Regions from separate parts of the Homo sapiens genome. Here region 1 is linked to region 2. A link is an interaction called in ENCODE POLR2A ChIA-PET data of the cell type or tissue named here. Cell type or tissue: B cell. All regions are shown on one strand. Each heading gives the region's core, and the rest is flanking DNA. Links, peaks and the distances in the headings are about the cores only. Region 1 overlaps SMAP2 (small ArfGAP2). Region 2 overlaps ZMPSTE24 (zinc metallopeptidase STE24).

Region 1 (6,950 bases), core at 650-5,649, 87 kb after region 2:
TGACTAGAACCCCCCCCCCCATTTCTCATATTACCCTTATACTTACTCATATTCCAATAAAATACAGCACATGGAAGAGAGAGGCTGATTCACTACTTCTTCCTCCAAATTTCCATTGCTTTTTATTTATTTTATTTTTTATTTTTATTTTTTGAGACAGTTTCGCTTTGTCGCCCAGGCTGGAGTGCAATGGTGCAATCTCGGCTCACTGCAACCTCTGCCTCCCGGGTTCAAGTGATTCTCCTGCCTCAGCCTCCCGAGTACCTGGGATTACAGGCGCCCGCCACCATGCCCAGCTGATTTTTGTATTTTTAGTAGAGACAGGGTTTCACCATGTTGGCCAGGCTGGTCTTGAACTCCTGACCTCAGGTGATCCACCCGCCTCAGCCTTCCAAAGTGCTGGGATTACAGGTGTGAGCCACCATGCCCAGCCCGAAATTTCCGTTGCTTTTTATTAATAAGCTTACTGGGGATCAGGTTATGAAATATCAGTTAATTCTTAATGAGAACTAGTAACTGCTGGCTTGTAAACTTTATTAACTACTGTTGATGGTAGAATCCTGGATCCTCAATTTCTTTTCAGAAGTTCGTTTTACATTTTACCAGGTGGCTTCAGGGACTTGGTCATTGTATTAAAAATGAGATGACAATGGGTCAGTCATCTTTAGATTATGACAAATAGGCATTTGTTGAGGCCTCTGTTTATCCAATTTATGAATTACCTATCCCATTCCACCCCTCCAAGCCCTCTCACTCTTTTTCCCCTGCTGTTTTCTAATTTTGGTTGTCATAATGATCATTTGGACAACTATCAGATTGTTGAAGGAAAAGACGTTTGGATCAATAAATTGTTACCTGTTAGCGCTGATAAAAAATACATTTCATTGGAGGAGGAATTTAAAAAGTGTTGGCTAAAATGAGAATTGGGTTTCAGTTTATTTACCTGTATTCCTGTGTCCTTTCCTAAAAAATTGGAAGTTAACTGTACAGGATATGGTGAGTGATTGCTCATCTATTAATATCCAGTTAGATGATGTGGCATAGACTATCGACCTATGAGCAGGTATTTTTGCAATGTTCCAAAATATAACTCTTTGGCAATGACTTTTATTTTTAAATTCTTATACTTATTTAGGAACATTTATTAGTTGACTTTCAAGGTATGTGATTTAAACTTCGGAATAGAGGCTGGGTGTGGTGGCTCAAACCTGTAATCCCAGCACTTTGAGAGGCCAAGGAGGGAGGATCACTTGAGTCCAGGAGTTCAAGACCAGCCTGGGCAACATAGTGTGACCTTGTCTCTACAAATAGTTAAAAAATTAGCTGGGTGTGGTGTTGTGCATCTGTGGTCCCAGCTACTCAGGAGGCTGAGGCAGGAGGATCACCTGGGCAACTGAGCCCAGGAGGTCGAAGCTGCAGTGGGCCATGATTGAGTGCCACTGCGCTGCAGCCTGGGTCAGAGAGCAAGACCCTGTCTCTAAAACAAAACACAACAAATAAACATCAGAATAGAGAACAAGCTTGTGTTCTTTTTACTTCGTACAAGTTTTGTTGATCCTGGGGTTTTTAACTGTCCTGGGCACGAGTCTTACCAGTTTCTGGGACCACTAAACCATTCCAGTAATTTCAGTGTGGGAAAGGAAACTGCTTTGGGGCTGCCTATTTAAGAAATGCTATGATTCTCTCTAGGCTCAAGATGTGATTTCTTCATTACCCAAAGCCCTGGGGTTAATGTGACTTTTAGGGTGAACTTTTGGACTAACTTAGGTAGTGATAGAACAGAGGACAAAACTACTGAAAATTCCAGATATGTCAATGGTAACTCTGGCTGATTGAGGCTGGGTTCCATTTTTGGGTATGGGTCATACTTCCTTTGTACTTGGGGTCATACTGGTCCAAGTTTTAACTTCTAGCTCAGCAGTTCCAGATTTTATCAGTGTGTCAGGAATAATTGCTAAGCCACCCCGTCAGAGACTGTGTTTTAAACTGGACACTATCTTATTTACCATGAAAGGATCTACAGTTGTCCTTTGGTATCCAGGGGGGATTGGTTCCAGGAACCTTCTGGGGTACTAAAATCCACAGATGCTCAAGTCCCTGATATAAATGTTGTAGTGCTTGCATATAACTTATACACATCCTCCCTTATACTTTAAATCATCTCTAGATTACTTATAATATCTAATACAATGTTAATGCTATGCCAGTAGTTGTTACTCTGTATAATTTAGGGAATAATGAGAAGGAAAAAAGTCTGCACATGTTCTGTACAGATGCAACCATTCATTTTTTACTGAATATTTTCTTTCCTTTTTATTTTTTTTAGAGACGGGGTCTTGCTCTGCCACCCAGGCTGGAGTGCAGTGGTGCGATTATAGCTCACTGTAGCCTCAGACTCCTGGGCTCAAGCTGTCCTCCCACTTAGCCTCCCAAAGTGCTGGGACTACAGGCGTGTGCCACGGGGCCCAGCCATTTTTTCGAATATTTTCAATCTGCAGTTGTTTGAATCCACAGATGCAGAACCCATTTCTAATGGAGGGCTGACTATACCTTTCTGATGACCTAAATATTTGTGTCCACTATTGGGACACTCCTTTCTTAGTGTCAAGGTTTGTGAGAAATTGAGGGCTGTTTGATGGGCAAAGATTTATTTATTTATTTACTGGCTTATCTACAATTGAGACAGGGTCTCACTATGTTTCTCAGGCTAGTTCTAACTCCTGGGCTGAAGCAGTCCTCCCATCTCAGCCTCCCAGAGTGCTGGGATTACAGGTGTGACACACCATACCCGGCAGAGCAAAGAGTTAAGAGTACAAGACATTTGATCATCTTGAGGAGTATTTACTTCAGACTGAAACACCACATGAAATTCTAGAGTCCAACAGAAAGTGTAATAATTTTTTGCTTTTCCCTTCTTCTGCTACATCCTATCTCTGAAATGTTTCACCCCACCCAACCACTGCCTCTGTTCCAACTCCTATATTTTTAAATCTACATTTAAATGTACTTTTTGAAAAAGGTAGCACTTTCATGTAGTTCAAAATCCAAAAGGTCCAAAGGGGAATATGTACGGTATAAAATCATTCTGCTGTCCCTCATCTCTGAGCCACCATTTTCACTCCGTGGAAGTAACAATTGTTGGCAATTTCTTTTCTTTTCTTTTCTTTTTTTTTTTTTTTGAGACAGAGTTTCGCTCTTGTTGCCCAGGCTGGCGTGCGATGGCAAGATCTTGGTTCACTGCAACCTCTCCCTCCTGGGTTCAAGTGATTCTCCTGCCTCAGCCTCTCGAGTAGCTGGGCGCCCACCACCACGCCCAGCTAATATTTGTATTTTTAGTAGAGATGGGGTTTCACCATGTTGGTCAGGCTGGCCTCGAACTCCTGGCCTCGGGTGATCCACCAACCTCAGCCTCCCAAAGTGCTTGGATTACAGGTGTGAGCCACCACACCTAGCCCATTGTCGGCAATTTCTTACGTGACTTTTAAGAGATAATGTATGCATAGACAAACAATTACATTTAAATATATTCCTTTGCAGTGCTTTTATGCAAATGGTAGCATATTACCCACAGCTCTTGACATCTGTATTTTTCAATCAACAGAACATGGAGAGCATACACTTTCCATGCACATTGAGGAGTGCTTTGTTCTTTGAAGGTATTTTCTAAGGCTGTGACCAAGTTATCTTGACTAAGTAGAAAGCTATTCTTAAATGATTTGGAAGACACTGTTGTCTCTCTTTTTTTTTTTTTTTTTTTTTTTTGAGGCGGAGTCTTGCTATGTACAGTGGTGCAGTCTTGGCTCACTGCAAACTCCCCCTCCCGGGTTCAAGTTCTCCTGCCTCAGCCTCCTGAGTAGCAGGGATTACAGGCACCTGACTAATTTTTATATTTTTAGCAGAGAGAAGGTTTCACCATGTTGTCCAGGCTGGTCTGGAACTCCTGACCTCAAGTGATCTGCCCACCTTGGCCTCCCAAAATGCTGGGATTACAGGCATGAGCCACCATGCCCAGCAGACACTGCTCTCTTTGAAGGCATCTTAGAAAGTGTCCTAGGCCCATAGACACATATAAGCCTACTGTTAAGATGGCAGAGAGGCAGAGTAATGGAAGAGTCTGTAGACTTGGTATTGGAACAGCCAGTTAAATTCCTTTACTTTGCTTATTGCAGCTTGGTGACCTGATTCCACATACCACCTAACTTTCTCAGTTTAGTTTTCCTAGTTTGAAAAATGAAAGTGCCTTGTAAACTAATGTGTTACACAAATGTCTGCATTATTTACTTTTACCATTGCTAATCATAAATTTTTTAATCTTGATTTTATTAGTTTTACTTTTGACTTTATTCCCTTTTAAGATAGTCTGGTTACTGGGAGCCACAGTTAGAATGACTCACCCAGTAATTCCCTAGTCTTTAAGCCAAAACCATTTCCTATATATGGAGTTCTGGCATTTTTGCAAATGTGCTTTATGGTACCCTTGAGGATGGTCTCTGGATGTTTCCCGATTTCAAACTTGTATGAAAGATTAGACCAGGGAATTTCTTTGTGTAGAAATTTTCTCATAGTTGTCTTAAGTTTTAACTCATGTACATTAATCTTTAGCTTTGCTTTACATTTGTTTTCTGTTGATAGCCAAGTCATTGCTTGTTAAATATTCCTTAGAAATGAACTTTCCTATCAATTTAAAATTATTTTAGCTGTATCTGTGGCACTTTTTTTTTTTCTCTTTTGAGATGGAGTCTCGCTCTGTTGCCCAGGCTGGAGTGCAGTGGTGTGGTCTTGGCTCACTGCAACCTCCACTTCCCGGGTTCAAGCCATTCTCCTGCCTCAGCCTCCCGAGTGGCTGGGATTAGAGACGCCTGCCACCACACCTGGCTAATATTTTGTATTTTTAGTAGAGAGGGGTTTCATCATGTTGGCCAGGCTGGTCTCGAACTCCTGACCTCAGGTGATCGCCCACCTTAGCCTCCCAAAGTGCTGGGATTATAGGTGTGAGCCGCCGCACCCAGCCTGTGGTACCTTTTAAAAAGTAAAAAATTCAATGGCGTGAAACAACAGAAGGAGTTCTGCTTCCATTTCTAGTTGTTAAACGCCTTTCTCTAGCCAAGATCACATATATTTCTGGTTTTTTATAGCTAGTGCACTATAACTCTGACAGTCATGGTTAGATTGATAGTTTTACTGAAAGTAATTTATCAAAATCCCCATTAGATTGTCTTTTAATGTCAACATATTAAACCTGTTCCCTGAGAGATACTTTCCTATTTGTTCTCCTTGCCCTTTAAATATCATTTGGTGCCAGTGAGATGAAGAATAGAAAATGTATATCTTTTAGGGGAACTTCGCAAGCCTGAGATCCCCCACTACATATAGTCATTCAGAAAATGTTTCTTAAGCACTTACTACCTACTTTTTCTCAGACATTGTACCGGGACATATAGATTAAAAGAAAGAGTCTTTAGTCTCAAGGATTTTACAGTCTAATGGGGAAGCAGATGTGTACAAATATAAATGATGCAATACAGAAATTATTGTGGCATGGTATACAGGGAGAAATGAAAGCATTGAAGAAGGCAAAGAAGTCTTCCTCGGGAAGTCATGGCTTCAAAGAGAAAAGTAGGCTGTGTCTTAAAGGATAAGTATGACTTTGCCAAGCTAATTTAGGGAACTTTGTATTCTAGGAAGAGGGAACAGAATGTGCAAAGCCTCGAAGGTGCACTGTTTTGTGTGTGTGTGTGTGCGTGTGGGGATTCTTTAGTATATTTTGACTGCATGTTGAGGAGTGATGAGGAGTAGAGTTTGACAGGTAGTCAGGATACTGTAAGGTTAAAACCTGAGCTCTGTGGTTGACTTGCTTCGTGGCATTGAGATTTTGAATATGCACTGTGCTTTAGACTTCCTGTTGTGTAAGAAGCCCATAGTATTGTAGGTCCACCTGCTATTCACATGGGGTTATAAATATTGCAGGCATGAAACGCTTCCTGATCGCTGAATAGTAAGAAAGGTCTGAGCATGGTGCCGATTAAATTCTCCATTGAAATGTACCTTTGTGGGTACATTAAATTATTTTAGCATAAGTCTAGTGAAGTGCCAGCAGTAGATACTATGTTATTTCTGGAGCTCTTGATGTTGATTTTTGAGGCTGAACATGCTCTTAGCCTCAAGCAGGTCATATTTGGAATACCTGATGTGTGCTCCTGGTTGCTCAGTGCTTAGGATGCATAAACAGGTAGCTGCAGTCTCATCTCTCAGTATATATACTTTTCAGCAAATCTTTTTTTTCTAGATAAATTGGAAAACTACCTTTTTTCTGCATTTTTCATCTGATGTCATTATGGTATGTAGGTGGCAGCTTTCTTGGGCACAGTTGTCTATATAACTGTTCATCACATGAGTCATTGTCTGTTTCTGTTCTTCTGCCTGAAAATTCCATCTTGGAAATCGTGTCATGCAATCGGTGACTGCGACATTCTACTTGTTATGTACACTGCCACTGGCTTTGTATGTTATGTTGATGGACTCTACCTGTGCTACAGTGAAGGGATAAAGTGACTTATTAAATTGAGTCAGACTCAGTTCCTCCAAATGGTATTTCCTGTAAAAATGATGCCAAGCAAGATTCTGCATAAAACATGCATATGCTTTACACTGTAAGCATACAGTGCCTACCTTTTGTTATTGTGTCTGCTTAAATCCTTACCACAGTTGTACTCCTGTTTGATCAAGTGGCCAGTTTAACTAGATACTAGCTTTGAAGAAGTTCTGTATTGGCCCCTGGAATGTGACAGTTCATACCACATTGAAAAGGTAAGAACCAAGTCTTTGTAGAGTAGAACACCTTAAAGTTAATCCACTTTTACCAAATTCCTCTATTGTTAAAGCAACAGTCCTATATTGGCTAATTTTTAAAATCATAATGTGCCACACTTTACACATCCCTAGAATGTAAG
Region 2 (6,950 bases), core at 1,101-6,100:
AATTCAGCCGAACCATTTTTTTCCCACTGCCAATAAATTAGGATATATATCCTTGCCTCAGGCTCTCTCTCCTCCCAGGCTGAGTAGACAGTGAGATATACACCTTAAAGTTCACCTCACCGAGAGTAATTCCCTTCACCACTGCCTTCCAAGACCATCCCTGAGTGGCTCTGTAATACCACAGCAGTCCACTTTCATCTGGTGCCAGCATATTGTATTAAGTTATTGTAAAATAGGCTCTGATTTTGTTCCTGTTCAACTAATTGATTATAGGGAACAGCATATGAGTAAGGGTTGGTTGAGGGTTGTTGGTGGTAGGAGTTGGTGTACTAGAGTATGAGCCATCTGCTTATTTAACTTACTGGTGCCTTCATAACTTGCTTCATTTCCACTCTTATATCTACCACTTGTCCTTGATGATGAAGTGCTTCTGCGCATAGCAGTTTCCTGGCTAGGCAGATTAACAGATTAACATAGCACCCAGTTCAGAAGGGATAGTTCAGTTTGCAGGATCACAGTATCCCATGGCCAGGAATTCAGTCTGTAGTAGGGCCCAGTAGCAAACCAAAAGTTATTTTTCAAAAGGACAATGGTTACTTGACAAAAGTGGATGCATAGATTATAAGTGTAGGAGACTTCACTGAGTTTTCTGTTGGAGCTTGTCATATTGGATCCACTGAGTTATAAGGATGAGTGTCGAAGCTGCTTGTCCTGGGGCAGCTGGTGAGCCTTCTTATGCTCTAAGCCCCATTCTAAGCTGACAGCTTCTTGGGTCATCTCGTTTGGGTCAAATGGTTTGAAGCAACACACTTAAATAAGGTACATGTGGCCTCCAAGATCCTAATTTGCACAGAAAAAGAATGTTGTGTGTTCTCCAACCTTACTCCAAGAGGTTGTATTTTGGTATAGATTTTTTATTTTTTTCTCCTCTCATTTATTGATCAAGATGGATCTACTTTTCCCCCTGACCTTTCTAACTATCTGGTACAGCTCCAGTGGGCCTAGAGAGGATTCAAGGGAAGCCTGTTTCTTTGGAGCCTCCGCTTCAAAGTCAGGTGGGAGGCGTTGTATCTGATTACAGTGTTATAAAACAAGGCCAGAATCCATTCTAGCCCTTCACCCTTTTACAGAGAGAAAATATCCCATTGCTATTGACCACTTCAAACCCTCAATGATAGGAGCCTCAACTTAAGCTTGCCCTTATAGAAAATGATACAGTTTATACATTTGGGAACATTTTATTTTACTTTTGAAATAAAAGTGAAACTAAAAACTACTGGCGGGGCAGTATGGTTCATGCCTGTAATCCCAGCACTTTGGGAGGCCCAGGTGGGTGGATCATCTGAGGTCAGGAGATTGAGACCATCCTGGCTAACACAGTGAAACCCCGTCTCTTCTAAAAATACAAAAAATTAGCCGGGCATGGTGGGGGGCGCCTGTAGTCCCAGCTACTCGGGAGGCTGAGGCAGGGGAATGGCGTGAACATGGGAGGCGGAGCTTGCAGTGAGCCGAGATCGTGCCACTGAGCTCCACCCTGGGCGACAGAGTGAGATCTGTCTCAAAAAAAGCTACTTAAATAATTTGTTCTGTGATCACACTAATACCTTTCTTAAAATCACACTATGAATTTTTTTTTTTTTTTTTTTTTTTTTTTTGAGATGGAGTCTCACTCTGTTGCCCAGGCTGGAGTGCAGTGGCGCCATTTCAGCTCACTGCAAGCTCCGCCTCCCGGGTTCACGCCATTCTCCTGCCTCAGCCTCCCGAGTAGCTGGGACTACAGGCATCCGCCACCACGTCCGGCTAATTTTTTCTGCATTTTTAGTAGAGACGGGGTTTCACCATGTTAGCCAGGATGGTCTCAATCTCCTGACCTCGTGATCCACCCGCCTTGGCCTCCCAAAGTGCTGGGATTACAGGCGTGAGCCACCGCGCCCGGCCACACTGTGATTTCTTATACTTTATGGATGCTACTGATCCCATAGTGAAATCAGCTTGGTAATAACTTAGAAATTTCATGTCCTTCTTTCTAGATGAATTCTTTCCTGTGTTTTTTTTTATTTGCTGTATTAATTGGTCGAAAGGAGCTTTTTGCTGCATTTGGTTTTTATGATAGCCAACCCACTCTTATTGGACTATTGATCATCTTCCAGTTTATTTTTTCACCTTACAATGAGGTAATGTATGATCTTTAAAATTATCACACATATGCTCTTGCCTGCTTCAAATCTAGAGCTTTCAGGATAGTGAAAAAGGAAATAGAACAGTACAGTTTTAACAAATAGATGAAACAAAGTCTTTTAGTCCCCTGATTCACTGGTCAGTATGACAAAGTAGCAGAAAAATTCAAGCCCAAATAAATAAACGTTTGCATACTCTTAGGAAAGTATAAGTAGAAAACTAGACTTCAGTGGTGAACACCTAAAAGGACTCGGTAGATGGAGATTAACTATTGGAATGTTGTGTCCTAGGCCACATATTCACCAGTGCTTGGGTAAAAATCTTATGTGTATGAGGGGACAAAGCAAACACTAATTGGTACAGCTCAGTAAGGGAGGCTTAGTGACTGTTCCTCTGCTCCATGACCACCTGCCTCCATATAGCCTGAGGGATCCACCCAAACCCACAAAATCAAAATCGGGTATTTTGTGGTAAATGAAACTTAAGAACATTGCTCTGTGTTAGCTCATTAGGGGTATTCCGTGTGAGTGATAATACATAGGTTAATGTGAGACTATATAACAAACCTGACAATGGCATCATTTCATGATGTTTGGTAAGGCTTCCAAATTAAGCTAAGAAATAATATTGAAGATCTTGAGGTATCTCCATTCAGAAGAATTCTTTCTTGGGATAGATTGTAGAGTTAAGATGAGCTAAATGAATTATATTTTTCTATTATGTATGGTGGGGACACCAGGAAAGAAAAATGGAGGGGCATAGATCATATTCATATAGCATTGTCCACATAAACAAAAATAAATTTGGCAGAGAACTGAGATGTATTATCTTAAAACTCTTTTTTTTTTTTTTTTTTTAAGATGGAGTCTCGCTCTGTCTCCCAGGCTGGAGTGCAGGGGTGTCATCTTGGCTCACTGCAACCTCCGCCTCCCGGGTTCAAGCAATTCTCCTGCCTCAGCCTCCTGAATAGCTGGGACTACAGGCACCCATCACCACGCCCAGCTAATTTTTGTATTTTTACTAGAGACAGGGTTTCACCATGTTGGCCAGGTTGGTCTCGAACTCCTGACCTCAGGTGATCCACCTGCCTCAGCTTCCCAAAAGTGCTGGGATTACAGGTGTGAGGCACCACACCCGGCCTGAGCATGACTTTTGAGTCTCATGTCAGCACTCAAAAGTTTCAGATTTTGGAACATTTCAGATTTCAAGTTTTTGGTTAGGGATGTTTAACTTTTATATGTGTTTCTGGCCTGTTTGCTTGGGGGAGAATAAGGCTCAATTTATAATTTCCTCACCCTAGGTCCCCTAAATATTAGTGATCTTTCTTTTGTCCTGCCATTCCTCTTATCCCAAGCCAAACTTCTCTACAGTCTCAGCTCATGGAACCTTTAGTAACAACAAAGAGGTGGGCAGTGGCTAAAACCCTTTCATTTTCTTTTTCAGGTTCTTTCTTTTTGCCTAACAGTCCTAAGCCGCAGATTTGAGTTTCAAGCTGATGCATTTGCCAAGAAACTTGGGAAGGCTAAAGACTTATATTCTGCTTTAATCAAACTTAACAAAGATAACTTGGGATTCCCTGTTTCTGACTGGTTGTTCTCAATGTGGCATTATTCTCATCCTCCACTGCTAGAGAGACTTCAAGCTTTGAAAACTATGAAGCAACACTGAGATGTCCAGGATCTGTGACTGAAGACATTTCTGATTATTTCTGTCCTGGCAGCATGTTCCAGCTCTTGATGTTTTTAAACTTTTTTTTAGAAGAAAAATTAAGTACAGAAAAGCCCAGATTTAAATACATTTAATATGTCATTTTAAAAATGATTTTAATAATTCATTTCTTAAAACACTGAATGAATTTTGAAGCTTAATGTTTTTAAAGGCATAGTTTTATCTTTGACATCTAATTTACCATCAAGTTGTAAAATTATTTGGAAAAATACAGAACTCGTTTTATTTGTATACTTATATGGAATCTGCATGTGAGGTGTTTGAGGGCATATGTTTGAAAGAGGGAGCATCACCACAGGAATCCTTTCTGTGAGGTGGAAACAGTGGTCCTGAATCATTGTGCTCACACCTAACTTGAAATCTGGTCTTACTTTCATGCTGTTATGATTTCACCTGGTGAATCAGTGTTTTAAATAAGAAAGGTAATAGTTGGTAAGGCCAATGTTATTTAAATGAAAGTAGTTAGAAAAATGCTCTCCTATTCTACCAAATTTTTAATTTCTTTCTTCCCTTTCTTGCTACACAGTGATCAAGAGTTTCTCATAGTGCTTTGAAGTTAGAAATTATGTATAGGATATTTTAAATCATTGAGTTTTGTGGGGTTTTTTTGTTTGTTTGTTTCTTTTGTTTTTTGGAAAATCCGTGTCTTTATCTTTTTTTCCCACGTGGTAGATATGATCCCATTGGAGGTAAATTGTAGCTTCTTCTCATTCATGCAGTAAATAATACATCCTTTCACTCAGCAGAGATGGCCATATTAAACACGTTTTGCTATGTTAAAAGTGGCAGAACAGGAAAGACGAATTAAAAATAACATTTTTTAAGCGACATAAGGATGAAATACTGATGAATCTCTGTGACATTACAGGGAAAAAAATATAGTTTTCTATCTCTTTCAAGGGCAGAAGAGTTTTCATTTTTATTTTTGTAATTTTATCTGTAAGTCATAAATATTACTTAATCAGGCCTGATTCTACTTTTGAAAATTACAGTTCTTGAAATGCAGATAATGTTTACTTTGAAAACAAATGTCATGAATGATTTCCAGTTTTTAAAGCTATATGTTTCACTGCTTCATATCTCTGTCCACTTTCTGAATGAGAACTTATTTTGTGCCTAGAGCTCTCACTCACTGATAATGCTTATTACCTTCTGGGCATTTATTCCAAAGTGGGATCAACTGTACGCCTTTGGTATCTGACCATAAAGTCTTTTGCTCCGCTGACATTTGGGTGATGTCTTCACATGGAAATATAATAAAAATAAAAATCTAGTTTAATACTGCATTATTTATTTTCCTAAGGCTAAAGAGGAGCAGTCCTATGCTTTTATTCAGCATCCTTTATCTGTGACTTCATGCTCTGATAACTGCCTTTCCTTCCTTCTGTGCCTTTGAATACAAATTTCAGTTCTGCAAAAGTGAAACATTAAACATTGCCAACGCAAATGTATGTACTTTGTCTTTAGTTTGATATTTGTGTATCATTTTTTTAATTTGTGTATCATTTGTTACCTGAACATATGTTTATTACCTGAGAGGAACTGGGTGCTAGCAATGAAGAGTGGAATGAAGAAATAGCCCTAATGATGAGTGGTGTCAGTGCCACCACTGTGCTTTACACAGAGTCTCTTCAGTGTCTTGCTCCTGCTTTGCTCCAGAGTATCACCAGTTCTTGCAGATATTTCCTTGGAAGCTTCATTTGGAATCATTCCTTCTCTATTTTTATAACCTCAAATTGTTGGGCCTGCCTGGTCTGCTCCAGCTGCCTCTTTGGTTTTCCTTACATATGGTGGCAGTAATTAGCTTTTAAATATGTGACTGACTTAGTCACCCACACTTTATGGATGGCAGAGGCATAGGGATGGCCAAAAGGATACTGGTAGGTTCCTAAGAAATTGACCAATCAAGGGAAGAGTAGATAGGCCCACCAACGAAGGAATAGATGGCACTCTGCACCCTAAGAAAGACCTGGTGGATGTGCAGCAGGGGCAAAATTGAGTAGGTCAAAGCCTTGGGTAAAATGGCACAACTCCAGCAGAGTTAAGCTCTGAATCTAAGGTTGAATCTCTGTTGTGTGTATATACTGGCTTTATCTGAGTTGGCCCTTTGCTGAGGTCTGAGAACTGCTTGTAAATTCTGCCTCTGTTTAGGATAGGAGAATTCCCAGGATCAGTTCAGTGGTTTTAGTACCAAATGATGGTCCCCGCTTGCCCTTATATTTTATATGCTCACTGTTACCCCTGATCCTACATGTGATATTCCCCTCCCTGTGGAAACCTTCTACTTGCTTTTTTTGTTTTTGTTTTTTTTGAGAAGAAGTTTCTCTCTTGTTGTCCAGGCTGGAGTGCAATGCCCCGATCTCAGCTCACCGCAACCTCCGCCTCCTGGGTTCAAGCGATTCTCCTGCCTCAGCCTCCCAAGTAGCTAGGATTACAGGCTTGCGCCACCACGCCTGGCTAATTTTTTGTATTTTTAGTAGAGATGGGGTTTCACCATGTTGCCCAGGCTGGACTGCAATGGTGCGATCTCGGCTCACTGCAACCTCCACCACCCAGGTTCAAGAGATTCTCCTGCTTCAGCCTCTTGAGTAGCTGGGATTACAGGCATGTGAGCCACCACATCCGGCTAATTTTTGTATTTTTTTCTTTTCTTTCTTTTTTTTTAAGACTCTCTGTCTCTCTGTCACCCAGGATTGAGTGTAGTGGCATGATCTTGGCTCACTGCCACCTCTGCCTCCCAGGTTCAAGTGATTCTCCTGCTTCAGCCTCCCGAGTAACTGAGATTACAGGCATGGGCCAATACACCTGGCTAATTTTTGTATTTTTAATAGAGACGGGGTTTCTCCATGTTGGCCAGGCTGGTCTCAAACTCCTGACCTCAGGGGATCCGCCCACCTTGCCCTCCCAAAGTGCTGGGATTATGGGGTGAGCCACCGTGCCCAGCAAATTTTTGTATTTTTTAGTAGAGATGGGGTTACTCCATGTTAGCCAGGCTGGCCTCAAGCTCCTGACCTTGTGATCTGCCTGCCCTGGCCTCCCAAAAT

The links. ChIA-PET counts read pairs that join two places held together with the same protein. Peaks named below come from ENCODE experiments on the same cell type or tissue, not always from the same donor. Only the 100,000 strongest peaks of a DNase experiment are listed, where the experiment ranks them.
Region 1: POLR2A ChIA-PET joins it to region 2 with 9 read pairs; 3 of 35 experiments call an interaction of 5 or more read pairs at or near these places.

What each region holds. Positions count from the first base shown.
Region 1 is chr1:40,375,818-40,382,767 of GRCh38, forward strand. The region is part of intron 1 of SMAP2 (small ArfGAP2); the gene reads left to right. Among named protein-coding and RNA genes, the nearest start is that of SMAP2, 5.6 kb to the left of the region's middle. In B cell, for the core only: no CTCF peak of the experiment used is centred there; no DNase peak of the experiment used is centred there; H3K4me3 peaks cover 4,893 bases; H3K27ac peaks cover 5,000 bases.
Region 2 is chr1:40,288,824-40,295,773 of GRCh38, forward strand. It overlaps ZMPSTE24 (zinc metallopeptidase STE24), which reads left to right. Exons shown (of 10, transcript NM_005857.5): 9 at 2,031-2,174; 10 at 3,622-5,357. The coding sequence ends at 3,846. Among named protein-coding and RNA genes, the nearest start is that of COL9A2, 25 kb to the right of the region's middle. In B cell, for the core only: no CTCF peak of the experiment used is centred there; no DNase peak of the experiment used is centred there; H3K27ac peaks cover 637 bases.